Linked DNA regions of Mus musculus: regions 1 and 2 are each linked to region 3. A link is a loop called in an ENCODE intact Hi-C map of the cell type or tissue named here. Cell type or tissue: heart. All regions are shown on one strand. Each heading gives the region's core, and the rest is flanking DNA. Links, peaks and the distances in the headings are about the cores only. Region 1 overlaps Arrb1 (arrestin, beta 1). Region 2 holds the start of n-TEctc3 (a tRNA gene). Region 3 has its middle 7.6 kb from the start of Gdpd5.

Region 1 (10,978 bases), core at 2,730-10,729, 180 kb before region 3:
CCCAGCTGAAGAGGCCAATGCCAGTGGCCTTCTGACGGTTCAGGGCGCCATCACCAGGCCGGAGCTGTCTCTGGAGCACATCTAGAGCCCTGAGCCTCCCTCCTGCCGCTGAGGTAGGAATAGTGCAGGCACTATTCCTTGCATAGGCTGCCCGGGCTGTGCTGATGGCATGGGAGCCCCTTCCCACCTGGCCAACTCTTCCGAACCCTTCAAAAGCCATGCTAGCTCTACCTCCACTGGCAAGAGCCCCTGAGGCCCATGGGCCCTCACCAGCTCAGCTTCCCTGGCGGCTTCTCGGCCATATTTACTAAGTAGCTGCACTCCCTTGGCACAGTGCAAGGTGCCGAGGAGCCAAGGCTGAGCCTCGGCTCTATCGGGCCAGGGTGCATGTCTGTTTATCCGTGTGAAGGACTGAACCCAGACAGAGCCAGTGAGGGTCCCCAGGGAGACCTGGGCTGAGAATCAGCCCCTACTCAGGCCGGGAGTAGAGGTGCTGGGTGAGGCATATCCAATCGATTACCAGATAAGAACAAGGCCTTTAGGAGCATTTCCAGAAAACAGAGGCCCCAGAGGGAAAGGATGCACCCGGAGTTCGCCCAGAGCAGCCCTGGAACAATTGGTGGCCTCCTCAGCAGGAGTGGGTTTCATGCTGAAGAGAGAGCAAGCAGGTGGCTTGCCCCACCCCGAGGGACTTGCTCCTTAGGTCCCTCCAAATGGCCAAAGGCATCAAAGTCCACTAGGAAAAGCCACAGCCCACAGAAGCTCCAAGCAAGAGGATGGCTGCTATTGCCTGAGGTGGACTCAGGCTGGAGTGAAGCCAGGCTGGCAGAGGAAACATCTTGAGCGACACTGGGAGGAAGGGGGGAGGAGTGAGAGGGAGGAAAGAGCCAGACACGCAAACTCCTCCACTTTGCCTCCCTCCAACCAAAACAGAATTCCCGGCAAGCCGAGACCTGTGAGCAAGGAGATGGGGGAAGAATCTAGGATCTCAGGGGCCATGGTGAGACAGTAGCCCTGGGGCTGAAGCCTCTGGAAGCCATTAAATCCTATTAAACACCTCACTCATGTACCTAATACTTCTCTAAGCCCCAGACCCAAGGTCTGGGCTGAGCAACAACTCAGTGGAATTAGCACAAGATCAAAAACATCATGGTGCAAAACTATTCTGATCAGGGGGAAATGAAGGCCTAGCCTCTGGGGAAGCCCCAAGCCACTGAAAATCCAAGGAGCCCAAAGGAGGGAGTGCAGGCTGAGACAATTTGGGGCTCCAGACTAGCAGAAACTGGTCTATGCCTCAGGTTAGGGATAAGGCAGGCATGAGGCTGTTACCTAGTGGGACAACAGGCTGGAATTAAGAGACCAGAGGAGGCAGAGGGACTGAGGCAGAGGGGGGCATCATTTTGGCCAATGCCCTTCACACTGATACACACAGAGACACACACACAGAGGCAGAGACACAAGGACATACAGGCGCACAGTCGCTGGGTCTGAAAGGTTTCTTGGGACCAGGTTCTTTGGCACTGTTGGTGAGTTACAGAATGGAGGAGTCCTTGTGCATGCTGTTTATTCTTAGAACCAGATGTCCTAGTTCATCACCATACCAGAACCACCAGCCACCACCACCACCACCACCACCACCACCACCACCACCACCACCACCACCACCACCACAGTAGTTGGCAGGCCTCCCTCTCACAGCCCATGTCTTTAGGAATACCTTGGCACAGATCACAGATGAACTGTGGGAAAGAACCACAATCCCTCTCCTGCAAGCAGGAAGCACAGTCCTGCAGGACTGACACTCAACCAGGGAGCACAGGTGACTTTCGCAACTGTTCCAAAGGGCCGGGAATCTCAGTGGTTAGCCCAGTGAGCCAGGAAAGACTTCCCCAAAGGAGTCATGCACTCCAAAGGGGGACAGAGCTGGGAATGCCTCCTGGTGAGCGTTCAACTCACAGTGAGGCCAGAGAGATGGCTCTGCAGGCAAAGGTGCTTGCCACCAAGCCTGGTGACCTGAGTCTGATAGCTGGACTCCCAAATAGCAGCAGGTGAGAACTGACTCCTATACACCGGCCTCCTCCCACCAGCAATAAGGGAAGCCACTGAACAGGAAATAAGCTCCATCTTACAGTGTCTAATCCCAAGTGTGTTGAGTGCATGGGAACAGGCTAGAGACACAGAACTGAGAGCTCACACCAAGACTCGTAAGCCTTCCTTCTGAATAGTGGGATCATGGGTGACTGTCATTTTCCTTGTCTGAGAAGGGCCGCTGCTGCTGCTGCTGCTGAATTACTGAGTGACCACATTAATGCCTTCAGCTGTGCCCTCAGAACTGGGGCCATGCCACCCCACACCCATGTCTAAGAGAACTCTGTATCAGTGCGCTAGCTTTGGGATAGTATCCCTGAGCCATCTTGTTCACTGTTAGTGCCCTGATGTCAGGACTGCACCCTGCAAATAAAGGCACGCATGGGCACTTGCTGAGTGAATGAATGACAGTGTCAAGTGAAAATGTGGTCTGCCCCATGTTCTCCTGGTACCAAGGTGCTACCAAAGGCCTGTGGATGAAAAAAAAGGCTCAGTAAATGGAGACCCTACCCAAAAAACCCTCCCTGGCCCCAGGATACCAAGTTCCTGAGGCATGGGGTCGATGATAGGAGGGTGTGCACAGGGGAGGGTGTGGTCAGGTGTGCTAGAATACTGAAAGCTTGATCCACCCAGAGCCTGATTCCTGCTTCCTCAGGTCCCTTCTCTTTCCTCTGTGACTCGGTCCATTAGGAGCACCCAAGACCACAGAAGACAACAAGCTCTGGTAGGGCCCAGCTGCTGTCCTCACTCCAGACATAGTTTCCTTGATTTTGTTTGGTTTTATTCTATTTTGTGATGGGCTCTTACTGTGGAGCCCTAAGCAGCCTGGAATTTGCTATATAGACCACTATGGCCTCATACTGGTTATCCTCCTGCCTGTCTCCCAAGTGTTGGAATTAGAGATGTGCATCACCGCACCTAGCTCACTTACCGTTTGCATATTTTTGTTTTGAGACAAGGTCTCAAGTAGCCCAGGCTGACTTTGATCTCCTTACTGCCATGCCTACAACCCCCGAGAGCTCACTCAGGTGATGGCCATACACCCCTAACCCACACCCACTGTGCTACACGGAGCAGGTTTTGGAAGGGGAAGAGCGCAAGCCCTTCTTAGCATGCTTCTTTTGAATGTGGTAAGGACAGTCCCTGGTACCACTGGAAGGAAGCCAGTGGGTGCACCCTGAGGTGGGCAGGAGGCAGGGGAGATACAGGGCCTTAGAACCACTCAGAATCCTGGGTGGGGAGATGTGAGGACACCTGAAGAAGACTTTGCAGCCAGGTGACTCTGTGTCAGTTTTCACCACTGAGGGTAAACAAGGGTTGGCAACTGAAGTTGCAGGAAGAGAAGCCCAAACAGAAATCTTCAGGAGTGGACAGAGCACGGAGCAAGATTGTTCTGTCCTACAGAGCTAATGTCCCACTGAGCCTCAGTGACTGTGGACCAGCATAGGGAAGTGAGACAGGAACAGCCTCACCTGAGGAAGACAGGGACCCTGTTCTCCATCGCTGCTGGCCAGGCAGAAACTACATTCTTCACCCCAATTCTTACCCTGGCTGCCAAAGGGCAGTCCCCAAAGCAGTTCACTTCTTATCAATCAAGTCTCAATAGGCATGAGAGCTCAGGTCTTCCCGGCTCAGGAAATGGAAGCGGTTGACCCTGCAGCCCTGCTAAGGACGGGGGTGGCTGGGTGGCACCCGAGCCCTTCCCCCTCTAAGCTTGCTGCTCTCTTCCTCAACAACATCAAGTGCTTCTCAGGACCTCTAGCGACGACCCCTGACACCCTGTGAACCTCAAGTCTCTGCACTCTCTAGTCAGCCCCGGCCAGGGCTCATAACAGCAGCAAAAGCCCCAGGCCCAACTCCTCTCTGTGCTGTTGCAAGGGCGGGAAGATCGAGAACTGCTGAGACCAGTCTGAACTGTCCATACAAGGCAAAGAAACCAACGCTCAGGTTTTGCTGCAGGCCTCCTCGCGCAGGCCTCCCCCACCCTCCCCCGCCAGGTCCCCAGCTCCCTAGCCTAGTACATTTCAAAGCCATTGAGAAGTCCTGCTGTGTCCCAAGGGAGGCGCCTGCTTAGCCAGAGCTGGAGAAGCAAAGGACAAGGGCTTTTCATCAATAGCCGAAGCTGCAGGTGCAGCGGCTGACTCTTCTCAGGATGCAAGGCGTTCCGAGAGCCGGCTCTGAGTCACGCATGCAGCTGTCTCTCCAGAACCCTGCCTGCCCCAGCCCTGGCTCCCTGTGGGTGCCCAGCAAATGAACAAGCAAATAAAACCATGAATGAGTGATAATAACAGCTCCTGATGTGGCATCCTTTCAAATATTAACTCATTTATTCCTCAGGAAAGTGTTAAGATTCTCATAATAGAAGACTCAAATTTCCATAATAAAAACTATATTATTCCCACTTTCTAGGCAGAGAAACTAAAACAAATACATGATAAGAAACCCAAACCAGGATGACAAGGCTTTGTCTAAAACTATTAAGGTTTTTATTTTTATTTATTGCTTTAAAGACTTATTTATTTTATGGATATGAGTACACTGTAGCTGTCTTCAGACACACCAGAATAGGGCATCGGATCCCATTACAGATGGTTGTGAGCCACCATGTGGTTGCTGGGAATTGAACTCAGTACCTCTGGAAGAGTAGTCGGTGCTCTTAACCGCTGAGCATCCCTCCAGCCCGTGGTTTTTATTTTTAAGATTTAAAAAATCTTATTTATGGCTGGGCAATGGTGGCACATGCCTTTAATCCCAAAACTCAGCAGACAGAGGAAGAGGCAGATCTCTCTGAGCTCGAAACCAGCTTGATCTACAGGGTAAGTTCCAGGACAGCCAAGGCTACACAGAGAAACCCTGTCTCTAAAACAGAACATATCTTGTTTATGTGTCTGTACGTACATGTCTGTGTGAGTGTATTGCGCATGTGTGTGCAGGTGTCCGAGGGGCATCAGATCCCTGGGGGCTAGAGTTACAGAACTCTGTGAGCCAACCAACTCCAGTTCTCATGGCTGAACAGCAAGTACTCTTGACCACTGAGCCATTTTTCCAGCCCCTGAGAATTGTTATGGTTTGGACATGACTTGAGCATTTCCCCCTAGCACCCAGGTCCTGAGGCCTGTTCCTAGTGTGCTGGCATCGAGAGGTGATTGACCTTTAAGAGGTGGAGCTGGCTGGGAGTATAGCTCAGTGGTAGAATATTTGCCTTGCATACATGAAGCCTAGGCTCAAGCAAAAGGAAGGTAGGGAAAGAAAGAAGCCAGCAGAAGTCAGCTAAGCGGCTGGGGGAACTGCCCTCCGGAGGGAATAAGGCAGATATCATAGGTCCGTTCTTGAAAGAGTGAGGTGTGGGCTATGGAGACAGCCCAGTCAGCTGGGAAAGCAGACAGACCCATGTGAAAAAGGTCTGCAGTGGTCCGGCACTGTAGGTTCAGACAGATAGTTCCCTAGAGCTCACTGGTAGCACCCCTGAGCTAGTAGGTAAGCTCTAGGCCAGGAAGAGACTCTATCTCACAAAACAAAACAATCAAACTAAAAAACAAGGTAGGAGGCTCTGAGGAATGCTCAGAATGACAGCTCTGGCCCCCACACACGTGAGCAGGGGCACCCACACTTTCATGTGTACCCACATGAACACGCACACACTATCACAATGAGGGTCAGACGTTAGGATAAGTAAGGCAGACCCGAGAGGCTCTCTGGTTCTCAGGCTCACCTTGAGATCTTGCAGGCACAGATCCACCTGCCATGACGTCATCTGCCATGAGGCCTTCACCAGCACCTAGCCCAGACCAGTGTTACACCGCGGAATCTCCAGAACTGAGAGCTAGCTACGCCTCGGGGATTCTACTACAGCAACAGAAAACACACTGATACCAAGAACTTTGCTCTTAACCACTGCCAAACAGCTCGCCCTGGGCTCTGAACCTACCACGGCCTCTTAGACCTAAGCTTTGCTTTCTTCAACAGCTTCAACCTAAATCCCAGATCTCAACTGTCCCTCCCCTCTAAATGAAACCACTCTTTTTATGATTCTTATCAACTTGAAACACAAACTTACTGAGATGAAATTCACACAGCATGCCATTAACATGTAAAAGGATGACTCCAAGCCAGATCCAGTTGGCACATGCCTGTCATCCTAGGAGGGTAGGTGAAGCAGAAGGATCGAGAGTCTGAGATCAGCCTGGGATACACAGTAAGGCTCTAGCAATCAATCAAATGCCATCCAGAAGGACAACAAATTGCTGTTAAGAAACCAATCAGTTAGGAACCAGGGAGATGAGGGGTCAGTTGGTAAAGCATACACCACACAAACATGAATTTGATCATCCAGAACTTAATCCAAAAAAAGCCAGGTGAGTTCTTCTACCCCAGCACCAGGAAGGCAGAGGTAGAAGGGTCCCTGGAGTTCAGGCAAATCGATGCACTTCAGGTTCAGGGAGTTGACCTTGTCAAGAGATACAGTGGACAGCAACTGATGAAGAGACAGAACACTCACCCCTGGCCTCTACACACACATGTGCACACATACACAAACACACACAATTAGTTGACTAACAGTTAAAATTTGGCCTCTGTGTGAAGTAAAGAAGTCATGGCAGCAGCTATGCAAAACTGCGAGCCCCGCCCCCACCCTTACCCAGTAAGTTTTCCTCCCCATCCCCTCGTGCGGGCTCTCCTTCTCATGGACGCACCTGTTCTAGATACTTCTCGTAAGTTCTCTAATATAATATGTGTCCTTTAGTACCCAGCTTCTATCTCTTAGCGTTCTGCCTTCATGATGATTCACCCAATTACAGCCTGAGTCAGGATGCCATTGCCTTTCAGTTGAATAACACTCTACAGTATGGACGTACCACAGTACCTATCTACACATCTGTGACCAGAATTTGGTCCCCTAGAGATTAACTGTAACTCCCACCCTGACCCCACAAGGAGGGATTATTTTGTTCCAATCCCCAGAAGGCAACACTGGGGTCCCTGGGGTCCAGGTTTTAACTTGAACTAAACCTCTGGCCTCTGAAACCAGATGCCTTCCCACTGTGCTGTCCTCCCAGCATTCCTCACTCCACACACCTCTGTGTCCACACCCCAGGCTCCCAAAGGGGGCTGACCTGCTATGCACAGCTTAAGCTGAGCTCCACTATAGCCCCAAGTCACATGATTGGAGGGCTGCAGCCCCAGCCTTGGGGACCAGCTTTTGCTCAACCAAGGTTTTCCTAGACCCCAAACCAGAGGCCAAACACCCCATGTGCGAGGCAGGAATCTGCAGTAGTGCCCGGAGTTTTCATCTCTCCTGTTGTTTTCCTCGGCACAGAGGAAGGTGGCCCCCAGCAGATGGCCCTAGAGATCCATGAGCAAGACTACAGAGCTGGGCTGGCTGCACAGTGAGCTGGAAAACAGAACCAGCATAGATGGGCACAGAGCAGTCGCTAGTGAGGGTTTCTCTGCTGCCAGTGCCTTCACTTCTCAATCTTAAACATCCTTGGTTTCAATCCCCGCTGCCTCTTCCTGCCATCTAGCCTCGGACCATGCCAAATTGCACCTCCTCTGAGCCACCTAGCCCAACAGCAGGAAGTAGGTTGATGCTCTCTAATTTGAAAGGCCTAAACACTCCCAAATCTGAAACTCTGTGAGCATCAACAGGCCTCAAGGGGAAAACTGCATACCTGACCTCCGGCAAAGGGTCACAGTGAAAACAAAGAGGCATTGAACAGTATAAAACTGGAGCTAAGGTTGTAGTTCAATGTTAGGGCACTTGCCCGGTATACACAGGTCCCTAGGTTCAGTCCTCACCCCCCCCCACACACACACACACACATGTGCACACACACCCCTGCCTGTAAAAATCACCATTACCATGAGGCCACCAGTATAAGGCAAACAAGATGGCCCTCACAGACCATCTCCTTCTTCCTCTGTTTTTGGATAGGGTCTTCAAACTCCCTACCTCTGTAATTGAGGCTGAACCCTAGAACATCTTTCTCTCTCTCTCTCTCTCTCTCTCTCTCTCTCTCTCTCTCTCAAACATTTATCTATTTATTTATCTATTTATTTATTTATTTAATATGAGTACATTGTAGCTGTCTTCAGGCATACTAGAAGAGGGCATCGGATCCTATTACAGATGTTTGTGAGCCACTATATGGTTGCTGGGAATTGAACTCAGGACCTCTGAAAGAGTAGTCAGTGCTCTAGAGTCACTGAACCAGCCTCTAGAACATCTTTTTAAAGATAAGGTCTCACTAACTAGACATGAAGCAAATAAGAACAACAACGACCATGCTGCAGAGCCTGGAATCCCATCAGAGCCCAGCCCTGCACACACAGGTAACTAAGGAGGATGAGAGTGGGAGATGCCATCTTCCCCAAGGATGAGCACACCAATTGGTTATCCAATACAGATGGTCATACCTAAAAAGATACAGACAGTACCACACTGAGCAGGTCACAGTTAGGAACATATATATATGTATAGACATAACAGCAACTAATGAAAAAGTATCCATGAATTTGAAGCAGAGCAAGGAGAGTTGAATGAGGAGGTGTGGAGAGAGGAAAGGGAGACAGGGGAATACTGTAATTACATCATAATCTCAAACAGTAAAAGAAGTAATAATAATAATGTGATAATGATCATTATCATCATCGTCATCACTATCTGTGTAGCTAGAACTGGCTTTTTAGGCCAGGTTTGCCTCAAACTCAGAGATCCACCTGCCTCTGGCTCCTGAGTGCTGGATTCAAGGAATGTGCCAACACGCCCGCCATTCCCTCTAACTTCTGATCCTCTTGCTTCAGGTAGGTGGCCAACCTGACCAGTTTATGTAGCACTAGACTTGAACCCAGGACTTCATGAATGCCAGGAAAGCACACCACCAACTGAGCCACGTGCCTGGGCCCCGAGGCTACCACCTTGTGCCTACAAATTCAGTCAGCTTAGAAAACAACTTCCCATTTGATGAGAGCTTAGTAAATAAATATTTGAATGGGTGGATGGACAGATGGACAGCCCTCCCTGCAAGCTGTGTGGTCTTGGACAAACTGCTTAACTCTCTGCCTGAGTCTCCCTTTACAAGTGGGAACCCTATTCTGGGATACTTTGGAAGACTGAGAGCGAGAACACACATACAAGACCTCCTGGGGTCAGGAGGAAGTGGACCCACCCCATCCTGCCCCTCTGTTCCCAAGGCCAGAGGAAAGTACCCAGCCTCTGGACTGGCATAAATGTTTATGCCGATCCCCAGCCTCCTAGAGACAAGTTATTTGTTTGGCTTATAATTAATTGCAGAAGGCCAGGCTGGGCAATAAATTCTGCTGTGGAAACATAAACAGTTTTGCACAGAGCTCCAAACCCATTGTGAGGCCAGCAATGAGGGTCTGCTAGAAACAGAACGTCTGGGCTGTCACTTCTCCACCCCAGGCAGACAGAGCACGGGTCAGATGGAAGACCCGCTGAAAACACAGCTGACTTCCAGCATTACCTCCTCCAAGACCCAGCAGAACACTTGATTTATCTGTCTACCCAATCTGAACCTGAGGAAAGACTTGCCCCACCTAGAAAATGGCTGGGTAGACCGAGGAAGTAGGCTTGACTTAATGAGAGAGAGAAAAGCAAGCCTCGGCTATGTTCTCAGCATGGAATTTACGCTGCATACCTCTGCTGCCAGGCACTGGAACCTGGAGACACAGATCCCAGGGCGCTGGCATTCCACAGCAGGGAGATGGCAGATGTCAGCGTGTCTCTAACAGCAATATGATTACAGGGCTCTGCACAGTACAAAGTTGCTGGCCTCCAGGAGCCTAGCAACAGTCACAACCACTGGGGCTCTGCAGGGCAAAAACCACACAGAAGCTCCCCGGCGGGGACACACAGTAGGTGCACAGTTTTTACCTAAAAGAATGTTCTTTTCTTCTTACTGGCCCTTTCTGAAGTGCCTCATAGGTGCTGTGTAGAGGCTGAGAAAGGTCACAAGACAAACAAAGAAAGCTCGGGGAGCAAGCACACATTGACACAGGGCACAGGCGGGTGGGTGTGGTGCAGGCAGCATACAAGGTAATAAGGGCTATGGGAATGTGCTGGGCACAATCTGAATACCTACTGTGTGCCAGGTCCTGGGTTTAGTCTTACAGTATCTCTTTTGAGGCTTACCACAATCCCATGGCAGGAAGGATACAGTATTAACCCACTTTTAAGATAAAAACAAAAGTTCAGGAAAATTATGTAACTATTTAACATTTGCTGACCTGACAAGCAGAAGAGGTGAAATTCAATTTTCTTTTCTTTTTTTTTTTTTTTTTTTTTTTTGAGACAAGGTCTCACATAGTCAAAGCTGGCCTTGAACTGATCTCCTGCTCCGTCCGTCCCCCTGGTGCTAGGATTACACGTGTGGACCACCATCCCAGCTAGACATGGGATTTGAAACCTAGCCTAATAACCAGGTCCCTGATTTTTCTCGTAACCCACAACCTGCTCTCCCCAATTTTCTTCCATAAATTGGGTACTGACGTTGGGGAAGGACGGGCAGCCCCCACTGGGACTGCAGAAGAGAACATAGCTGGCTTCCTCACTGAGCTGTCAAGTTCAGCTGAGCTGCTCTGGAAGTGGCTGCAAGCCCTAAAGCAATCAGACTCCTCAACCAGCGACTGGAGTGGAGGCCAGGCCAGGCTTCCTCTAGCCCTTCCCCACGGAGAGCCCCATGTGGGCTCTGATCGTCCCTTTCCAGTCCAGCTGTGCCCCACAGTTGATAATGCCGGTCACCCTCCTAGCGTGTACTGCATTTACCTCCCAAGTGCTGAAATTACAGGCATGCACCACTACACACTGTTTATAGGTGCTGGGCATCTAGCCCAGGGCCATATACATGGGTTACACCCCCATCCCAGATGT
Region 2 (10,978 bases), core at 68-8,067, 170 kb before region 3:
TGCCTTGGTCACAGTGTCTTTCCACAGCAATGGAAATCCTAAAACAGTCCTCATTTTGCAAAAGGAGACAGTAAGAGCAAACCAACTATGCACTAGACACACCAAGGACTTTCTTACAAGAGCCATGCCTCAGACACTTTCAGAGAAGGACTGTGATCATGTGGAGCAGGTGAGAAATTGACCCCCTTCATTTCTGAAAATGGACCTGAGCGTGGGCCTCCTCTCCCACCTCCTCTGCCACCCTAGCCTAGTCTCCACTCACCCCGGAGGGAAGAAGCGGTCGCAGACACTCAGAGGACAGTGGCCACAGAGTGAAAGGACTTGAGCAGCTGGTCAGAACAGCAGCTTCGGGAAATCATGACAGATCCTCCTGCACAGCAGGAAACAGCCACTGCCCTGCCTTCTCGCCAGACATCCAAGAAAGCACTAGACCCTGGAAGCGCTTCAGAGCAAAAGCCTTGCACACTCAGGGCCTTGTGTCTGTGCACTCCCGCTGAGCACACCTCACTTCCCACTGCCCAACCTCGTCCTCACTGTCCACCTCCTGGGCCTCCCACGTGCTTTTATCACTTCCAGTCCCACATCACAAACCAGGCTTTGCTTTCAGTTGTCCTGTTCCCACTCTGTCCGGCACTCTTGATGACTTCACTGATACAGCTCATCCACAATTCCTTACGGAAAGTACACAGAAAGAAACCATGGTGGTGTGAACGAGAGTGGTCCCCATAGGCTTGTATGTTGGAACGTTTGGTTCCCAGTTGGCAGACTGTTTGAGGAAGGATTAGGAGGTGTGGCCTTGGAGGAGGTGTGGCCTTGGAGGAGGTGTGGCCTCGGAGGTGTGTCACTAGGGGTGGGTTTTGAGGTTTCAAAAGCAAGGCCCAATCTCTCTCTCTCTCTCTCTCTCTCTCTCTCTCTCTCTCTCCTGCCTGAAGATCAGATGTAAGCTCTCAGCTACTGCTCTGGGGCCATGCCTGCCTGCCACCATGCTTCCTGCCATGATGGTCATGAACTCTCCCCCTGAGGCTGTTAGCAAGCTCCTAGTTAAATGCTTCCTTTTATAAGTTGCCTTGCTCATGGTGTCTCTTCACAGCAATAGAACAGTAAGTAAGACAGTAACTTGGTTACTAATGTACCCAGCACTGAGCTGGGAAAAAGGATCCCCTAAAGTGCAAAAATGAGGCAGTCTCAAGAAGCTGGCGTGGCACTGTGTGCCCTGGCCTTAGCCCAGGTGTTGGTCAACTCTCTCAAGAAGTTTCTGACCTGAAAGTAGCTTCCACTCGCCACACAGGTGCTATCAAAGATACCTGCTCAGCCCTTCGCCCACAGAGCGGCACCACCCTATGAGGTAGGTATTATCCTTTCTATGGTATGCAGAAGAAACCAAGGCTCAGAAAGGTGCCGTGACTTGCCCAGAGTTACAGAGCTGCAAGAGCTCTTGCCAAGACTTGAACTCAAACCCAATGAGACAGATAAGAAGATGGTGAGTTCCAGCGTGCATGCGATAGAGCTGTAAAGACAGGACGAGGCCAGGTCAGCTTTGTAGCCTCTGTCTGCATAGCCTGTGTGGGCAGAAGGTGTCCTGTGTACAGGAAAAGGAGAGGACGGAGAGAGGGGCTTGAGAACTGGGACTTTTAAAATCATCTCCAAGCTGGGAGATCTTAGTCCCCAGTTCAAAGTATTTCCTCTTTTCTACTGCTTCTGCCTGCTTTCTTTCAGTACCAGGGCCAGGAAGGAAATGAGACGAAGGAAAGGGTACTTCTCCTTTGGGTCAGCAGCCCAGGCCCACTTCCTCTGAGCCCTCTCTGGCCTCCCTCCCTAACTCCGGCCCAAAGGACAGCCTCCAACAGAGCAGCTCCACACCTGGAAAAGATGTCCAAGGAAGGGAGGCAGGCCAGGGATGCAGTGTGGCTGGCAGGAGGCTTGCTTCACACCAATTCTGTCCCAGAAACACATAAATCCATCCGATAGCACACGCTTGCAATCCCAATATTCAGGACGTGGAGACAGGAGAATCACAAGTTTAAGGGCTTCTTCAAATGCATAGTGTATCTGAGGCCAGCCTGGGGTACAGGAGATCCTGTCTCAGCGTGTGCTGGGTGGAGGAGATGGAAGGTTGCAAGGAAGGAGACAAGTATAAGAGCACACAGTACTAGTACTCAGAAGGCTGAGGCAGGAGGACCACCTTGAGTACAAGGCCAAAGTGGCTTATATATAGTGAATCACATCTTGAAAACAACATATAAAGAAGCTCCTATCAATTAGGGGGTAGGGCTCTTCAGGCCCAAAGCCTGATCTGACAGACACCCAGGTATGGAAAGTCAATGGCCATTGAGGTCAAGCCAGTGTCCACAGTGTGGGGACAGCAGGCAGGAAGTTAGGGACAGGAACTGCAGGGTTCTTGGTACCACCTGAAAACCAGAGATGCTCCTGTAGGGAACAACTGGTGAGCTTTTAAGCTGGGAAGGCCTTGGTCTGGTGTGTTTCCAAACAAAAGGGTTGGTTCCAGGCCATATACTGAGCCACAGACCAGGCAGAAGACCAGTGGGTTGGCCCAGGCCAGAGCTGGTTGCAAGGAGCAGCCTTAGAAGACATGCCCACCTCACCGTTCAGACCGGATGTCTGAGCTGAGCCTGCCCAGGACAGGGAATGGGTTTCTCTACAGCGAGTGTGGATTCAGGTAACCTCTGTCCCAGATACCATCTCATTCATAAAGAAGCTGTGGCTGGAGAAACCCAGGACCGCCTGTGGCCAGGACAGGGCTCACCATAGTCCTCTGAAAATTCCCGGCAACAGGGTTCATTCTGCAAAAGGGTGATTTCAATCATAGCTGCTGAATGGCTGCAGAAAAGGCACCTCGCTGCTGCATGCTAGAAAGAGCAGTGTGCATATTAACTGCTTGATTATAACGTGTCATCAGCTTTGTCCTTTTTAGGATATTGAAAAAAAAAACTTGCCAAAAAAGAAAAAAATCAAAATTCTCCTTACTAAGTCTTTTTTTAAATGCCTTCAGTTTTCTCCCACAGCCCTGGGGCCACACAGACTCATGACAAAAATCTTACCCACCAGATGAGCCCTGTTAGTTCTGGGTGCACTCATTAGCACAGTCACTACAGTGAGAAAGAAGGGGTACCACTTCCCCACAATTTAGCATCTCACCCACAGACAGAGACAGGTATGGTGGGGTGCAAACCCAGCCTGCTGCCCTTTCTCCCACACCGCTTGGCCTCAGTGTCCCTAAAGACGGCACTCTAAACCACACAGACCAGCACACATGCTCTTTCCGGGCCACAGGCCCAAGCAGAGGCTGTGTCTCCTAAAACTAACAACACCCCCCCACACCCCCGCCTTGCACTCTGCTCCAGTGGGCTTCTGCAAGATCTGCTCTGCTGGAGGGAAGCTTGAACCCCTGCTGCCCCCAGTAATCTTGCTTCCGGTGCCATTTGCCCAGTAGCTTTAGATATGTGCAGCTTGCTTGCTTGTTTGTGACAGTTTCCCCCTTGATTTCTTGACCTATTTGTTTTTGTTTTGTTAACTAAAAAAGGTGGGGGAGGGACCCACAATGCCACCCTGGTTGGCCTGGAGCTGACAGTGCAGAGCAGGGTGACCTCATCCTTCTACCATGTGCTTAGATTATAGGCCTGCACTACTATAGCTAGCTTCAACCCAGGTCTCTCTCTCTCTCTCTCTCTCTCTCTCTCTCTCTCTCTCTCTCTCTCTCTCTCTCTCTCTCTCTCCCCACCGTGTGTGTGTGTGTGTGTGTGTGTGTGTGTGTGTGTGTGTGTGTCTGAAGTAGTCTGCATTCCTAAGAAACTCCTTACTGAAAGCTATGAAACTCGAGCCACCATGGGGGGCAGGGTTCCAGTCCCTGCTGAATGCCTGTCCCACAGAGCTCCCACTGCATCTCTGAGTCCTATCAGATGTATCTCCCACAGCGTGCACGAGGGTCCCCTGTTCTGTTAGTGGCTTCTGAGTCTTAATCCTGGATTGCTGTCCAGCTGTAAACTGAAACGCCCTTGCCACTCTCTTAAGAATGTTACAGCCAGCCGGGCAGTGGTAGTGCACACCTTTAATACCAGCATTTGGAAGTTAGAGGCAGGAAGATTTCTGAGTTTGAGGCCAGCCTGGTCTACAGAGTGAGTTCCAGGACAGTCAGGGCTACACAGAGAAATCCTGTCTCAAAATACAAAACCAAAAACAAACAAACAGGATGTTACAGTTGGAGCTAGAGAGATGGCTCAGTGGTTAAGAGCACTGACTGCTCTTCCAAAGGTCCTGAGTTCAATTCCCAGCAACCACATGGTGGCTCACAACCATCGGTAATGGGATCTGATGCCCTCTACTGGCGTGTCTGAAGACAGCTATAGTGTACTCACATATATAAAATAAATAAATCTTTTAAAAAAATAAAATAAAAAGAACGTTACAGACAGCTGGGTGGTGGTGGCAGTAGCTTGACACACACCTTCGATCCCAGCCCTCGGGGGGGGGGCAGAGGCAGGTGGATCTCTGAGTTAAAGGCCAGCCTGGCCTACAGAATTCCAGGATAGCCGGATCTACACAGAAAAATCCTGTCTTTAATAATAATAATAATAATAATAATAATAATAATAATAATAATAAAAACCACCAAAAGGAATGTTCCAGCCACTTACTTTCTTTCTCCCCCAGACATACAAGTGCTACAAGAAGCTGTCCCCACTTCCTATCTCAGACCCCAGGGGCTGGTAAGACAGAGAAACTTCTGCTCGCTCGGGTGGAGGAGTGAAGGGTGACACAGACCAGGAGAAAGGGAATAAGCCGTTTCTGAAAATCCCAACCTAAAAGAGGCTGCTCTTCGTTCATAAGAATTCCAAGAAAGCCAATACTCCAGCTACGGAGAAAGGGTCCACCCTTAGGTGGCACATGAAACCAAACTGCTCCCTAAATGTCCACTGTGGTAGATTGGGCCACTCCAGGGACATGCCTGTAGTAGAGGTCTGGCACCTAGCCAGCACTGGAGAACTGTTTGTGGAACAAACTGAAAAATGCTGGCGATTTGTTCTTCTGGCTGCAGAGGCCAGCTCCCCTCTGGGGGCAGTTTGTAGGCAAATGATCTCAGGTCTGCCGCCTGTTTCCTCTAATGAAGTTTTGCAGCTCTCAGAGTGTGGGAGGAGCCAATGCTCGCTGCCAACCCAGTGGCCTGCACGGAGGCTGCCCATAAGCCTGTCCCGCAGGGTGTGGACAAGGAGACCACTCTTACACACCACTCTGTCCCAGCACAGGATGGTCACCATAACCTGCTGGGCCTAGAGATTCTGAGCAAAGTGGCACCTGCCTCCTGCTTGCAGGGCCTCACTGCAGAGAGAAGGAGGAAGTGAGCAGGGAGTCTTGCTGACTTATATAACCAACTTCCTAGGCCTTGGCCTCCAAGTCAGAGCCCAACTCTGAGGCTGGCAAGCGGCTGGGGAAGCTGAGGCAGCCTCCTGCCATGTGCTGCCAGTCCCCCCACCCCGACTCCCGACCTGAGGACATCTCTCCAGCCCCTCCTGCTGAACACTGGGAACCAGGAAGGGCTGTTGTTTTCCAAGTGTGTGAAAAAGTGGCCCGCCAGCTTCCCTGGCAGCAAACCAGGCTGTGGGCCCTGAACAGGGGGTGAGGGTTAAAGGAGCTAGGACTGGGGTTGGGGCTGGGATGCTCCCAGCTTCCAGCTCGGCAGTCTTTCCCCACTTCCTTTCAGAGAATTTGCTTTGGCAGACAGGGGCCAAAAAGGAGGTGCCCCACCCCAGCACTACAACGCTGGCCCTGGGTAATCTTTCTCCCTTTCCTGTCATGACTGGTCCTTCTCCTTCGGCCCTGGGCAAGCCCACTAAGCCACCAAGCAGCAGTGTGCATGGCACTGGCTGGGAGAAGGCACGGGAAGGGACAGGCAGACAAAAGTCAAAGTCCCTTCCCCAGGCATTCATAACAAGCAACGTTTAGATCACATTTTACCTGTGTGTGTCTGTGTTATGAGAATCAGCTCTCTTTGGCTGCACGGGTTCTAGAGACCAAGCTCAGATCGTCAGTCTTCACAGCAAGCCCCTTCATCAGCTGAGCCAGCTCACTGACCCTTTCATCCCAGAAACTAGTTGGCCTCAAAGTCCAGGCAATCCTCCCGCGTGCTTGAATGGCAGGTGTGTACCACCATTCCTGTCTCTAATAGTGATTTTGTCAAACCCTTACCTCTGGGCCCTTGCCATCCAGAGTGGTAGGAGGGAGCACTGACTTCCCAGATGTGGACACGGAGGCCTACAGAGTCCAAGCCCCTTGACCAGGGTCACAATAGGGAACAAGTGAGAGCGTGCTGGCAAGTACTTGAATTTGTCTGACAGTAAAATTCACACCCCAAAACATAGGGCTCTACTTCTGGGGAGTCCCTCCTCCCTGCTCCCCAACACACACACACCACTGACAGTACTACCTGGAAATGGAAAGGCCAGGGTTTTACCCCTCCCTGGAGAGGGAGAGTAGAGCTTTAAACAGTCCCTCCCTGAGGACACTATTTGGAACTTGGACAGTCCTGGGCAGGACTAAGTCTGGGGATAGGAGGTGCCTGGGGAGAGCCCAGCAAACCTCCCCTTCCAATTAACCGATTACAGCTAGGCCCACGGCTAATCAGACCCCCAGGTTCCAGCAGAGGATGTGGATCTTCCTGAGATACAGGCTGCTGGGGGCTGTGCCTTTGCTCTCAAGCACTGAACAGTATTGCTGGGGCCTCTCTCCCTCCTCATCACAGAACCTGTAAAACAAGGAGAGATCCCAGAGGCCTCAAAGCCTCTCCCACCTCCATTCTGACACATTGAGAAAGTGGGGCTCAAAGAGGAACAGCTTGCCTTCATAGGAGAGTCAGTGAGGAAGTGGGGTTGGGGCTCCCATTTGGTCAGGGCGCTCTCCCCAGATAGCATCCTCTCTGCATCTATCCATTTCCTTACTCTCTAGCTTCTCTCCCTTCTTCCTGCTATGCTTTCTCAGCTCTGCCCAGCAGGCTCAACTCTGGGCCCCCCTCGGACTCCCTCCCAGCCTTACCACCCACCCCCCTGGCCCCCTACACACTCCTCTGGGCCAAACTTGGGAAGTTTAACTGGTTGATTATGACCGCAGCCTGCTGGCTCTGGTGCCCAGAATTCTGTTCCTTATAATGAGGTGGGTTCTGAGCACTTGCCCATTGGGCAGCCAATGGGAGACCTAGGCTCTGCCAGCCGAGGCAGGCTCTTGAACTGCATAAAGAGCTCCTTGATCCGGGCAGATCATGGGAAGCCACGTCCCCCTCCTCAAGCCAGGTCAAACCACAGTGGGTGTACTGTAGGCAGACCCAGATGTCCACCCGCAAGTGGGACTTCTTGCTCTCTCTGTCCAAAGCAAAGAAAGAAAGAAAGAGAGAAAGAAGAGAGAAAGGAAGAAAGAAAGAAAGAAAGAAAGAAAGAAGAGAGAGAGAGAAAGAAAGAAAGAAAGAAAGAAAGAAAGAAAGAAAGAAAGAAAGAAAAAAAGAAAGAAAGAAAGGAAGGAAGGAAAAAAGGAAGGAAGGAAGGAAGGAAGGAAGGAAGGCAGGCAGGCAAACTCGGGGGTGCCTAGGAGTGAGCAGGACAGAGGGAACCCACATTTAAGGTTCAGGGAAAGATGGCTTCACATGGAGGCACTTAAGAAATAGGATTTGGGATGCTCCCTGGTGGTCTAGTGGTTAGGCTTTGGTGCTCTCACCTCCATGGCCCAGGTTTGATTCCTGGTCAGGGAAGCCTCTCTTCTGCTGGGCAGTAGTGGTGTATGCCTTTAATCCCAGCACTTGGGAGGCAGAGGCAGGTGGATTTCTACAGAGTGAGTTCCAGGACAGCCAGGGCTATACAGAGAAACCCTGTCTCGAAAAGAACAAAAACAAAAACCCACAACAACAACAACAAAGCGGGATTTGGGGCTGGGATGTAGTTCATCAGATGAAGTGTTTGAGTGTTCACCTAGTATGCACAAGGCCCTGGGTCCAATCCCAGCAAACATAAACCAAGCACACTGATACAGACCTGTGATGTCAGCACTCTGGAGGTAGAGACAGGAGGATGGGCAGTTCAAGATCAACCTTGGCTATCTAGGGAGGTAAAAGCTACCTGAGCTAGGGACCCTGACTCAAAACAAGAACAGAACTGGGCCTATAGCTCAGCAGTAGAGCATTTGTCTAGCACACGTGGATTCAATCCCTGACACCATGAGGTTTGGATCTGCCCAGACAGTGCTACCAACCATGAGAGAACAGCTACTGTCGGTTCTCTGCCGGAAAGTTCCGGGATCTGAAACTCTCGTTTCACTGAGAGAAAGTTGGTCATCTCACGACCTCTGTCTTCTGGGCCATGAGCCTAATCTAATTCCTATGTCTCTATGATATTCTGAAATGGTTCTCTCCCCTCCTAGGACATCTCCCACTGAAATGCCTGCATCCAGCTTCCTTCACTTAACAAATATAGACAGAGCTCAGTGCCTTGCCACACCTGCACAGATACCAGGGACGAGGCGATCTGGGCCAGGTGCCCTTGCTTGGTTCACGTGAGAATATCACAAGATGTAAGCAGGGAAAGAGGTAAGTGTGTGCGTGAGAAGATGGCAGGGGTCAGGAAGCTTTGGTGATCGATGAGGGCTTCCTGGAGGAACCTGGGCCTGTCAAATGACAAAAGCATTATGTGGGGCCAAGTTACCCCCTGCATACTAAGCATGAAGCCTTTGGGGCCTGAAAATGAATGAGCCAGTTCTCTTCCTGGGGGAGCTCAGCTTGGGAAGGGAGAACATTCAACCCTCACCTCCAGCCCCGTTCTTGTGCCAGGACTCTGAGCTATACCTGTTAGCTCACCTAGCCCTTAAGCCAGTCCCATCCCAGCCTTACAGACAGGGAGCCACAAGCGGCTAAACAACTGGTCAGGCTATCAGCTCCTGAGTGTCAGCACTGGGATTTGAAATCCATTCTACCCAGGTAAACTGATCTATGCCCAATAGATCTGATGGCATCAAGGAAGCCAACCTAGAAGGGGACCCCCAGAGTGCCACCGAGACTCGGGCTGCTTCCTGAAGGAAGTGAACCCCTGAAGGAGTCAGGCACAGTGGCCTTTAATCCCAGCTCTCGGGAGGCAGAGTCAGGCAGATCTGTGAGCTCGAGGACAGTTGGGTACATATTGAAACCCTGAAAGGATGGGGTCTGATGGAGAGAGGAACTGAAGGGAAGAGGAAAACCTGTCCAGGAAGGAATTGCCTGGTCGGAGGGAATTGACCATCAGGGACTTGCCAGTGACTAGTTGATTTGATGTTCCTGGAGTCTGGAGATGAAACCATACAATGAAGACCACCTCTAAAGGAAGACTTGAAGCCACAGAAGCAAGCAGGAGGTACTTCCTTCAGAACCCTGATCACCACGGACTCTACACCCTGGACCTGCTTCCTTGGCAGGCTCTGCCTCACCAATCTCTAAGAGGCCTGAGCTATCCAATTCTCCATTTTTGGCCCCCCAGAGGAAAAGCCAGGAATCAGAATACAAGAGAAGGGCTTCACTCATGCTGGCTGGTTAGACTTCTGTAGAGACACTAGAGCTGGTGAATCACACATCCTCGGTCACACAGTAGTGTGTGAGCCCTCAACAAGTGTTCCTAGAATGGTCCAACCCAGTCTACTTCTCTGGCCCTTTGGCCAAGAACAAGTGCTCCTAGAATGGTCCAACCCAGTCTACTTCTCTGGCCCTTTGCTCAAACCTTTCTACTCCCATTGGTGGCAACATTGGAGGAGCAACTGCAAGACCACCAAGGGAACCCATTGTGAATCCATAGGCCCCACACCAGGGACACTCTGCCTCCCAGCTTAGGAACTGTAGAGTCTTGCCTACTGCCACAGCTCCCCCCAACCCCCACCCCCAACACCACCACCACCCACACCGTGTTGAGGCTTGTAAGTCAACAGTCAATTTTCTCTCCCTGGGACCAAGACAGGGTCCCATCCTTTCAGGGGTCACACAGACCTCCAGGGACCTGTGAGGCCCAGTCCCTGGGGCCTAATCTCCTGGGGCCTCATCTGCCATCAGATCTCCCGAGCAGGAACAAGGAGTTCTTCTGAGGTAGTTCTAGAGATGGGCCAGTCCCAGGAAGGAGGAGGCTGTCTCCTGAGAGATGACCCAGCCAGGGCTCCTCTAAGGAAAGAGGCAGAGAAGGGGCTGGACAACAGAGCCCTTTGTTTCCCTCTCAAAACAGCCACCCAGTTCTACCCCCGTTCTCCACGCCCTTGCTAGGAATCAAGCCACCCACCCCCGGGGACAGGATCCATCCTGCACATGGCAGGGCAGTGCCTGGAATCTGCTAGGAGGACCCTTGTTCTGTCCCAGCACACACACACACACACACACACACACACACACACACACACACACACACACACGGTGATGAGCCTCCCCCTCAGCAGCCCCATGCCCCGTGGAGGGCAAACATTCTCTTCTAGGCAGCCCCCAGTCTGAAAGAGTGCCACAGGTTCTGCCTGGAACCTGCCAGTTTAAATGAGCCATGATCCCCCGCCTCTGAACACCCAGCCCAATGTGAGGAGTAGTGCTTTGGTTCTGAGGGATCCCTAATGGAAGAGATGGAACTTATGTCAGCACTTAGGGGTGGTCCCCCAGGGCTGAGAGCAGAGGCATAAAAGAGGACAGAGTTCAAGCTAGTTCAACAAAGCTCTGCCAGTCTGCCAGGCATCATCCAAGACTGAGATCTGAAGGCTGGTGGGCTCACCAACAAGAAGCAGACTTAGCCAGATCCAAAAAGAGCTCGCCAGCTGGGACACACACTCACACACACACACACACACACTGTACAAGTAAGAATATGCCATGTTACTCTGTTGCTCTAGCACCTAGGGCCAGGGCTGCCACCCCTCTCAGCCTTGCCCTCATAGCCCCAAACTTAAGTCATTGTCAATACCTTGGCATAAGCTCTTCCTTCTGTCACCTAAA
Region 3 (10,978 bases), core at 952-8,951:
AGTCTGATTTGCTTACATGGAAGATTCTTTAAGAATGTTCATGCCTCATTTCCCTCCCCCTTCATGGCTGGGAGCTACTCTGTGGATGTATGTCCCCACCCACCATGGCCCTTGAGAGACCTCAGCGTTAGAAGATGAATGAATGAGGTTCTCAGAGTAGAGCTGTCTGGCTGTTAGGACAGCCTCTTCAGGAGGTCAGATGGACAGAATGTCCAAAAGAAAAAAGCTTTTCAGAACACAGCTTCCTCGATGACTCCTGAGGCCCACTTAAGGTCAGCAAGTGGTGAACGGCTGCTCAGGTCTCAAAACACCCACGTTTGCCCTCTGGCTGCCCCTATGGAGGAGAAGGAGTTTTCTGATCTGGGGCAATCTGGCCTTTTGTGGTGAGGGAGGCCACAGAGTGACAGTGGATGATTGGTGGTGGCTTTGTCTGGGAGGCTGTCAGTGCATGGCCTGGCTTGGAAGCCATGCCTGGAGGCTGACAGGAGACAGTAGCCTTCTGTGCACCCCACGGCTCCTGAGAGCCTTGTGCATCTAGCCAGAGCGATCTGCAGATGCCGCTCCGCAGTGTCCGTGCAGAGGGCACTTTGTGTTCTCGTCCTAGATGGACACTCGCTTGCAGGCTGACAGTTATCAGTCACTTTGCATTCCTTCTCTAAATAGGCCACCTTGGTGTATAAACTCTCTTCACTGGATAACTTTGCACTCTGTGCGTGATGGGAAGGCACCGTGCTCGGTGGTGGCAGGGGTGGGGTGGGGATGGGTGGGTACTAAGACTTAACAGGCAGAGGTGATCCTATCCTTGTGCAGCACACTGTCTAGAGCAGTTGGTGGGCTCAGCTGAGCTCACTGCACCTGCAGATTCTGGATGCCTTTCCACCTTGGTCTCTATCTCCACCAGTTCAAAGTCTTTGCGTGTGTCCCTTTCCACCAGGGGAATGCCCCATCCCTAAAGGCTTCTCCAGGAAGCCTCTCCAGGTCTCTCAGTGGGCAGCATTGTGGGCTCTGTTGCAATGGAAGTCTTGCCCCCCTCTTGTAATTTATGCCCAGGGATTAGGGCAATGAGAGTCAGTTTCCCAACCCAGTTAGAAGCTTCTAAGGACAAGGGATGGGACAGGACCCCTTGGCCCTGCACTGAGATAGTGTGCTTCATTCTCTCACTCTATGACCCTATGTACCCTGTGCTAGACCAAGTAATATGCCACATATTGGATACCCAGGCTGGGACAATGACACTCTCTAGGCAGAGCCCTTGGTCCAGGACTCTGCATGCAGCCATATGCCAAGTTCTCTGTGAACACAGGGGTTGCTCATTTAGCTGGCTGTGCAGCAGTGTTGCCACAGGGAGAGCATCAGAGCACTGGATACCTGGAATGGTTGACATTGTCAGACTGGCCAGATTTGGAATCACCCAGGGAACAAACCTCTGGGCACGTGGTCATGGTGGTGGGGGCTCTACACTGGATTTTTCTTTAAAGAATTATTTATTTTATACACATGAGTACACTGTTGCTGTCTTCAACATACCAGAAGAGGGCATCAGATCCCATTATAGATGATGGTGAATCACCCTGTGGTTTCCGGGAATTGAACCCAGGACCTCTGGAAGTGCTCTTAACTGCTGAACCATCTCTCTGGCCCTACACTGGATTTACTAATGTGAGAAGTCCCACCCTAAGTGGAGGCAGTGCCATCCTATAGGCTGGGGTGCCAGTCTGAATAAAGTGGAGGAAGCAAGCGGAGCATCATCACTCAGTACTCTTGGTCCTGACTGTCACTGCAATGTGACCCATAATACCGCGTCCTTGACTTCCCTGTCATGAGGAACTGAGCCTCACGCTGTGAACCAAAATAACCCCTTCCTCCCTCCCTTCCTTCCTTGTCCAAGTTGCTTTTTGTCACAGCAATTTAGAAAGTAACATACAATACCTAAGGATTTAATAAATCCAATATAATCAGGGGGCCCTGTTCACAGAAACATGAGCAGGGAACAGTCGAGTGACAGATAAGGAAGTCAACCCATTTGTAGAACAAGACTGAGGCAAAATGGAGAAACTAAGGTTGACTCATGGAGCAGTTAGAGCACAGACTCTGGAGCCACGTGGCCCAGCAGGGACCCCTGAGTGCCTGTGTTAGCTCTGTGATCTTGCTATACGTCGGTTTCCTCATCTGGAAGTTGGGAACTTAACTCAAGAGATCTCAAGGGATCAAGTTTTTCTTATGTCAGTAGGTGGCAAGCCCCATATAAGTGCCCAATAGATAGAATGAAGATGGAGGAGCTGGTGGGCTTTGGTGGGGCAGGGGTGAGTGTGGGCTTCACCCTGAGGAAGCTTCACTCGGATAGACAGCCCCTGTTTCTTCACCTTCACATATCCCAGGGCCTCTGAGGGCTCCAGTCTGCCGGCCTGTCACCTTCCTATCCACGTATGTCTCGTGTGGCCCTGCAGCTACAATCTGTAAAAGCAGGACTGTAGAAGCAGGGGACACACACCAAGAAGACATTATGGCCCCAGCTGGGGAAGAGGGGAACTGTGGATGGTCTGGGACACTGGGTCATTATAAGCCTCTGAGCCTTGTTGTCAGCCTCACCTTCTCTGAGGTCAAAGTAGAGGTAAGCAGGGATGGCCTACTGGAGGATTAGTGTGGGGGTCTGAATGAGAACAGGTCCCATAGGCTCATATATTTGAATGCTTGGGCTGTGGTTGGTGGAACTGTTTGAGAAGGATTAGGAGGTGTGTCCTTGTTGGAAGTGTGTCACTGAGGATGGGCTATGAGGTTTCTAAAGCTCACACCAAGCTCAGCCTAACACACTCTCTGCTTGCAGCTTGTAGATGAGATGTAAGCTCTCAGCTACAGCTCCAGTGCCATGCCTGCCTGTCCTCATGCTTCCCACCACGACATCATGTGCTCATCCTCAGAAACCGTAAGCAAACTCTCAATTAAATGCTTTCTTTCCTAAGTTCCCTTGGTCGTGGTGTCTCTTCACAGCCAAAGAGATGTAACTAAGACAGGAAAGTCCAGGGCTGAGACTTTCTGTGGATATCTGGGGCCACGGATGATGATGGGAGAAAAGAGGGAGAAGCATCCTTGAGGACAGGTCAGCTGACGAAGGACCACAGGTTAGGATGCAGCCAGAGGAGGGGGACAGGAAGGAAGAGGAAGCTAATCTGGCTCTAGGAAGAAGAAGTGCCAGGCTGGAGAGATGGCTCAGTGGGTAAGAGCACTGACTGCTCTTCTGAAGGTTCTGAGTTCAAATCCCAGCAACCACATGGTGGCTCACAACCATCTGTAATGAGATCTGATGATCTCTTCTGGGATGTCTGAAGACAGCTACTGTATACTTACATATAATAGTAAATAAATTTTAAAAAAGAAGAAGTGCCTTGGAGCTGGGGAGTAGATCCTTTAAGTCTGGAGGACCACAGACAGCACAAGGACAGGTGAAGAAGTTCTACGTGACCCTTGTGACTTGGGTGACAGGGTAGGGTAAGTCTGTGTCAGGTTAATGAAAGGTGGTACCACTTTTCCTGGATCCATGACCACACTACCTGGTGAGGTTAAGGACTGTCAGTTCCTCTCTGATTGTAGTCTTATCTGGCTCAAGACTGGGGATCCTGACTCCATACTGACTGGTCCTTCACCAGCACCCTTTCCTGCTCAACAGAACTGGTGTTACTTTGTCCCTGTCACTCTCAGTTGCAGGACCGCTGCAACCATGGACTCCTTGTCAGACCTACTTCAATGCCCTTAGTGTAGGGCATAGGTCTGGCAATCTTTTTAATCTGCAGGTGTATGTACATTTTCTGTAGAAAGCAGGTGCCTGCGTTGGGCTATCTCTGCTGCCCCCTGCTGCCTGAACTGGATACTGCAATATAAGCTAACGAGCTGGTTCTCAAACTTTGGTTTCAGGACATCTTTCACAACTAAAACTTTTGAAAACCCTAATGAACCACGATTTTTGGGTTTTTATATATTTATATACATATATGTATTGATGTTTACATTACAATAAATTAAAATGGGAAAATTTTAATTTTCTATAATTTCAGATCAAGCATAGTGGTCATTAAAAGAGGAAAGATAACTATATTCTCCCAAATAAAAAAAGATTGCCAGAGCTAATGAGACAGATCAGTGAATAAAGGCGCTTGCTCCAAGTTTGACAGCCTGAGTTCGATTCCTAAGACCCATATCGTGGAAGGAGAGAATTGTCTCCAGCTAGTTGTCCTCTGACCGTGCACACAAAGCACATAATGTGCCCACACACATGATCGAAATAATAAACATAAGAAAATCCAGCAAGCCACTGTGAGGACAACAACAACCACGAACCAGAAGAAGAGCCATTAACAACTATTTGCACACACGTGTTCACTGTTCAACTTAGGCAGAGGATAGGCACGAGCCAGGTGAACAGGTAATGAAAAGGGGGGCATTCTTCACCTCTAAAAGAGATGGGGACTTTAATATAATGATACAATGTGGATGAGCCTTGGAGACATCAGGCCGAGTGAAAGCCAGACACAGGACAGACGGCTGGTGATTCCGTGTGTTAGATACCCAGGGTAGAGAAGAGCAGGCAAGGAGAAGAACCACAGAGCTCAGGGAGCAGGGGTGGAAAGTCAGGGTGTAGTTGGCTCAGAGCTTCAATTTGGCAAGATGGAGACAGTCCGGAAATGAATGGTAACAATGTAGCACAATATGTGTGTGTGCTTTACCTGGGTGTGGTAGCCTTACAAAGTATGTAAACCATGCCTAGAACTCCAGACACTGCAGAGGCAGCCCCAAGAAGGCTCAGGCTCTCCCTCCCCACCTCCTCTTTTAAAAGATTTATTTATTTTATGTATATGAGTACACTGTAGCTGTCTTCAGACACGCCAGAAGAGGGCACCAGATCTCATTACAGATGGTTGTGAGTCACCATGTGATTGCTGGGTAACTCAGTGGTTAGTGTGTGAGAGGCTGTTCCCCTGTGGTAGCATATGGTGTGTGTGTGTGTGTGTGTGTGTGTGTGTGTGTGTGTGTGTGTGTGTGCGCGTGTGTGTATGAGTGTAGTGCATGTGCATGTGTGAACTCAGGATTTCTGCAAGAGCAGTCAGTGCTCTTAGCCACTGAGCCATCTCTCCAGCCTGGCTCAAGCTCTTTTAAAAAGTGTTTTTCTCTTATTTTTATTTGTGTGTGTATTTGTTCATGCCATGGCACTTGTGCGGAGGTCAGAGGAATCAGTTCTCTCCCACCACCATGTAGATTCCAGGGTTCAAAGTTAAGTGGCAGGCACCTTTACCTGCTGAGCCATAAAAACAGCCCTCAAATTTTCTTTTTTCTATTTCGAAACAGGGTTTCTCTGTGTAACCCTGGCTGTCCTGGAACTCATTCTGTAGACCAGGCTGGCCTCAAACTCAGAAATCCGCCTGCCTCTGCCTCCCAAGTGCTGGGATTAAAGGTGTGCGCCATCATGCCCGGCTGTCAAATGTTCTTAATAATACGAAAGCATCATTCAAAGAAAGAGACGGTGGTGCAGGCCCATACTTACCACCTTCAGGAGGATGGCTGAAACAGGGCATTGCAGGTTTGAGGTTAGCTTGGGCTACATAGTGAGACCCCATGGCAAAAATAAACAAGCAAACAAGAATAACAACAAAAAGCAAAAACAAAAAAACAAGAAAAGAAAATACCATTTGCAAATGCCACTGTCACTGGGTTGTTTCTGACTATGCAAGAAGTCACCACGTGATTCACAGCCCGTCCTCCCGTTTTCTTTTTATTTCATTGTCCTTTCAATACCTGTCTTTAATATCTATCTATCTATCTATCTATCTATCTATCTATCTTTCATACATATCATATAATATCTGTCTATCTATACATACGCACATGCACACATACTCACGCACACACTTGCACACACACACACACACACACACACACACACACACACACACACATCCCCACTCCTGTATGTTGCCACAGAGGAACCTGGAGCCTTCCACACACTAACCCTTGCTCTACCACTGAGTTACCTGCAGCCCCAGGGTTCTTTTGTGTATTCTGAGTGACAGCATGGGAAGTGTCACACAGCATTTTGCCACAGGGGATATGCTGTGACAACTGTGATCAGGAATGGCATCCACGCAATTGTTTAAAGTGTGAGCTGAACTGGCTGCCCTTTTCACGGGACATCATTACCACTTAAAAGAAATACTGACAGTTGAATTACAGCTATGAAGACTTGGGTGTCTGTCGGACACTTACTCAAAAATGAGAAAAGTACATTGACCATATTTCCAGGCAAATCAATAGCACTTATTGCCATTGATAAAATTCAAGCTTTCAAGTGAAAAACACCAGAGCTTGGGGAAACTTTATGTTGCTGTGTGAGTCTGACAGCCTCTGACAAGGTCAAGAGTGATATATAGGGAAGGTGAGTTTTGTTGCAAAGGACAGTGTATTCTTCAACATCATACTTGGCTACAGGGATGGCTCAGGGCTTCAGAGTGCTTGCTGTTTATGCAGACACCCAGGCTCTCTTTTCCTGCTGCCCTTTCTGGGCAGCCCACCCAAGGTGGCAAGACTTGTTGGTTCACCTGCTCACAGCGTCTTTCCCTTCCGCATTCCTGGGAGTTTATTCTGAGTGATTCCTTGGTGTCTGGGGTTATTGTAATGCTGGCACAGTGGGCACATCTCTGTTAAAAGGACTTTGTAGGAGAGGAGGGGAAATGCTGAGCACCTGCCACTCGGGAGGAAGGGGACCTGACATTCAAGCAAATACTGAAGCAATGACAGGAACAAAGGTCTGAGGTGACGGTGCCTGGCGTCCATGGGAAAGGAAGGAGCGACTAGTGGGAATGGAAGAGACAAGAGACCAAGTCATGGAGGCTATGCTGGGAGCCTGGCTTCTTCTCGGGTTCCTCCTCAGGTAGTAAGGAAATTAACTGAGGGGGTAAGAGCGAGGCTCTGAGTGTGTCCAGCACAGTGGGACAGATCATAGTGACAGCAGGGATGGTGGTCAGACCCTTGGAAGTGTCTTTCAGATGTTGAAGGCAGAAGAGAACCTCAGGAGTCGCTCCTCAAACTACCCCACTTGTGTTTTCAGACAAGATCTCTCCTCACCCACAGGCTGGGTATGATGGCTGGCTAATGAGCTCCACGAATCCACCCATCCTCACCTACCTGGCTCTGCGACTGTAGTTATGAAGAATCCTGGAACTGAACTCAGATCTGCATGCTTACCAGGAAAACATTTTATTGAGCTATCTCCCCAGTCCAAGGATTTTCTGATGAATTTTAAAATCCTTCAGTAGGTTGTAAGAAAAAGGGGGAATCAAAGGCGTCACAATTAGCTCGTACAAAAAGATGAGGGAGGCAGACAGAACTCACCTGTGGAAACTTTCATTTCCAAACGACCTTTACACAGCTCAGTTAAAAAAGAAATTAATTAATAAAAAGGTTGGGCCCACCATTGAACAAACAAGTCTAGGGTCAGGAAGAGTTCTTGAAACCTGGGTGTTTCTGGCATAGAGACATGCGATCTAATAGGATTGTCAATATTGGTGACCAGAGAAGAGAAAGGAACAAGCTTGCCCAGGGTCAGGGCAAAGGAGAGCCAGGAGCCTCCAAAAGGTTAAAGATCAAGTGAGAGGAACCCAGAGAAGGGGGGAAAGGGTTGCCTGAGAGTAGGAGCCAGAGAGAGGGGCCAGAAGGGTGGCCAGTGGTCAGTGCACAGGACAAGCATAGAGGATTCCCCTCCCCAAACCCTGACTTAGAGTCTCAAGAGCCTCTCCAACCTTGGAATGCAAGATCGGTGGAGAGAGAGCCATGATCCCTGTCTGCTGCAAGGGTAAGAGAATCAGAAGCAGGCATACAAACCTCTCCAGAGCAGGATCAATATAGAGTACTGGTTCTCAACCTGTGGGTCTCAACCCCCTTGTTAAACCTCTATTTCCATAAATATTTATATTACAATTCATAACAGTAGCAAAATTACAGTTATGGGATAGCAACCAAAATAGTTTTATGGCTGGAGGAGGGAGCGTCACAACATGAGGAACTGTATTAAAGGGTCTCAGCATTAAGAAGTCTGAGAGCCACTGGTACAGAGGAGAGAGGACAAGGTTTTCCTAAGAGATGTGTCTGTTGATGGGAGGGGTGAGAGGAGAGGAGCAGTGATGAACTTCATTCAGGAAGTGGAGGCTGGGGTTCACACTCAGGCAGAGCGGCATGGCCGACTCCTGGAGGTGGAGAGGTCACCTGTCCATCCATGAGAACAGGTCAGAGCGCTGGGGCCAGTGGAAGGCTTTTTCCTGATAGCTTCGGGGTTTCTCTGAATCACAGAAGGAAACTCCCGGCTGTTTGAGGGTTGGAGTAGATGTGAATGGGAGGAGAAGGCAGGAGAAGGTTACCCTGGAGGGAGAAAGAGTAAGCATGTTGGAGAGTTAGGTCTAATGGTACAGGCTTCTGATAGTGGCAGAGGCGACTGAACCACAACCACATCAGCAGAGTGCAGGGAATTACCACCCAGGCGTCACCCAGGCAGCTGTATGGTAAGCTATCTGGCCAGTTGAAGGTTCAGGCCTGGATTTACATACTTAGGCAAAGCTGACCCTCCCAGTTCCATTGTGACATGCACATGTGCAGTGGACATCTAACAACCATGGCTATATTCTCTTCTTTTTTCTCTTCACCTCTAGGAAGGTGGGACTCTGTCCAGGGGACCCACTTCACAGCTCACTGTGTGGAGCTGTGCACTTATTAGTCACTTTCCCTGTCCCTCAACCAGAGCCTCCTCTCAAGTCCTAGGCTCCTTACACCCGGAACCCCACAGCTGAATGACTCCTTACACCTGGAACCCCACAGCTGAATGACTCCTTACACCTGGAACCCCACAGCTGAATGACTCCTTACACCTGGAACCCCACAGCTGAATGTTCAACCAAGAGCCTAGAATGGCCCTTCAGTGTGGGGACAGCACATTCTGACTTAGGGTATTGTGATCAGCCAGATCCATCCAGGAATGTCCTTGACTCTTACATCTTAGCTCCAGCTCTGCTCTCTTGTTCTCTTACTCCCTCCAGGACACTCAGGATGGGATGTGTTAGCCTCAGGCACAAAGCCACTGTCTTTCTTAGGTGGGGGAAAGGTCAGCAAATAGTAAGCAAAGGTCAGCATGCTTCTGGTGTGGTCAGGCTTTGTACTCGGAATTCTAATACTCATGCCTTGCTCCTGCCACAGTGACAACATTTCTGAGTTTTCTTCCCCTGGGTTATGGCCCTCCAAAACAAAAAGTGCCTTCTGCAGACTCTCTTGCAGCTATCTACGTGCCCAGGACTAAAGCTATAACAAATGGAATGTAGGCAGAATTGCTGTTTATAACTTCTGACAAGAGTCCTTAGACTAGCGTGCAGTTATTCAGTCCTTTTTCTATCTGCAGTCTAGAAATTGGATGTAATGACATGGGTAGGCTCTGGCTGCCATCTTGGTTTTTGGAGACAAGTATCACACCCTTGGGATAAGGGATGGATGAAACAAAGGCCCTGTAACACCTCTGCACTATCTATCTCCAGACTCTCTTTTTTATAAATTTCCTTTCTTTTAAATATATATTATATATTATGCACGATATATATCATGTATGCCTATGTGAGGGAGTCAGATCCCTGGAACTGGAGTTACAGTCAGGTGTGAACTGTCACATGGTTGCTGGGAATTGAACCTGGGTCCTCTTGAAGAGCAGCCAGTGTTTTTAACCACTGAGCCATCTTTTCACCCCCAATTTCAAGATTTTGTTTGTTTGTTTGTTTGTTTGGTTTGGTTTTTTGAGACAGGGTTTCTCTGTGTAGCCCTGGCTGTCCTGGAACTCACTCTGTAGACCAGGCTGGTCTCGAACTCAGAAATCCGCCTGCCTCTGCCTCCCGAGTGCTGGGATTAAAGGCATGCGCCACACTGCCTGGCTGCCCCAAGTCATCTTAAAGTCGTCCTTACAACATCTCTGTCAAGTGGATGTAACCTCATTTTAAGAGAGAGAGAGTAGGAGGCTCAGAGACGTTAATAAGCAAGTGATCTGAGCCACTGTGAAGCTGAAGTGGGATCAAGTCCTGCTCATTCTCATCACTGGGCACTGCTGTTTCTATGAAGCCCGAGGCCACCACTCTGAGACTGAGTGAGGCAGGTGTGTGCCTGTGGGTCTGGACCATGACATCACCTCCTCTTCCCAGGTGTCCTTTAACCCATGGTCCAGACGCCTCTGATGGGCAGGAGGCATCGTTAGAGGCAACCCACTGCTCTAGTTTTCCAAAGACTGTCCCCATTTCAACCTTAAAAGTCCCATATCCCTCTCTTCTGGGCAAATCGGTTCTGCTGGATTTGAGCTCTGGCCCAGTGGAACCTGCCACTGTCCCTACAGACAGCCACTGCCTGGTGGTTTCTACATCTTTGCTTCCTGGCACTGCTAGGAGCTTCTGGACTCTGGGCAGGGTTGAGCCATTAGAAAGTCAAAGCTTGTCATTGGCAGCAGGAAGTACCAACCCAAATGATGTGCCCAGCACTCTCCTTGGGGGTCAGACCCCATCTTCACCTTTCTTGCCTTCTGAGTTGCTGCCCAGTGCCCCTGCCCGGAGGGGTCTTCAGTGAGCAGGCCTGCATCTCGATCCAGCTAGCCCAGGGGAACCAACTCCTTGACACAGGCCTCTGTGGCAGAAAGACTCCCATCAAAGCTCTGTCTTCCTTCTGGGGGGCCCCAGCCAGAGGTGTTTGCCTCTGAGCTTGTTTCCAGACTGCACAGGGTTGACAGTCCCTGCTCAGGTGACAGTAGCAAGGGCTGGGACAGCATGGCGTACAGCCAGGGCTGAGTACAAATTCCCCTGTCCTGTTGCTACTGCTCTTGCTGTAAAGGAACGTCTCACCAGGCAGCCTTTGTGGACACCAGAACCCAACGGTAGGCCAGGACCCACCCACGACACTGCAAGAAAGGCACAAGCTGATG

What was found. Hi-C counts contacts between places; a loop is a spot of excess contacts. Peaks named below come from ENCODE experiments on the same cell type or tissue, not always from the same donor. Only the 100,000 strongest peaks of a DNase experiment are listed, where the experiment ranks them.
Region 1: it touches region 3 in a loop (2.7-fold over the local background); 5 of 42 quality-filtered maps call a loop at or near these places.
Region 2: it touches region 3 in a loop (1.9-fold over the local background); 4 of 42 quality-filtered maps call a loop at or near these places.

The regions. Positions count from the first base shown.
Region 1 is chr7:99,552,519-99,563,496 of GRCm38, reverse strand. The region is part of intron 1 of Arrb1 (arrestin, beta 1); the gene reads right to left. Among named protein-coding and RNA genes, the nearest start is that of Mir326, 5.7 kb to the right of the region's middle. In heart, for the core only: a CTCF peak has its summit at 7,425 (motif pointing right); a DNase peak (open chromatin) is centred at 7,396; H3K27ac peaks cover 3,775 bases.
Region 2 is chr7:99,540,672-99,551,649 of GRCm38, reverse strand. All of the region lies in intron 1 of Arrb1 (arrestin, beta 1), which reads right to left. It overlaps n-TEctc3 (a tRNA gene), which reads left to right and starts at 7,679; the gene lies at 7,679-7,750. In heart, for the core only: a CTCF peak has its summit at 4,342 (motif pointing left); DNase peaks (open chromatin) are centred at 1,789, 3,319, 5,109 and 5,489; H3K27ac peaks cover 4,642 bases.
Region 3 is chr7:99,368,477-99,379,454 of GRCm38, reverse strand. No RefSeq gene overlaps it. Among named protein-coding and RNA genes, the nearest start is that of Gdpd5, 7.6 kb to the left of the region's middle. In heart, for the core only: a CTCF peak has its summit at 4,848 (motif pointing right); no DNase peak of the experiment used is centred there; H3K27me3 peaks cover 890 bases.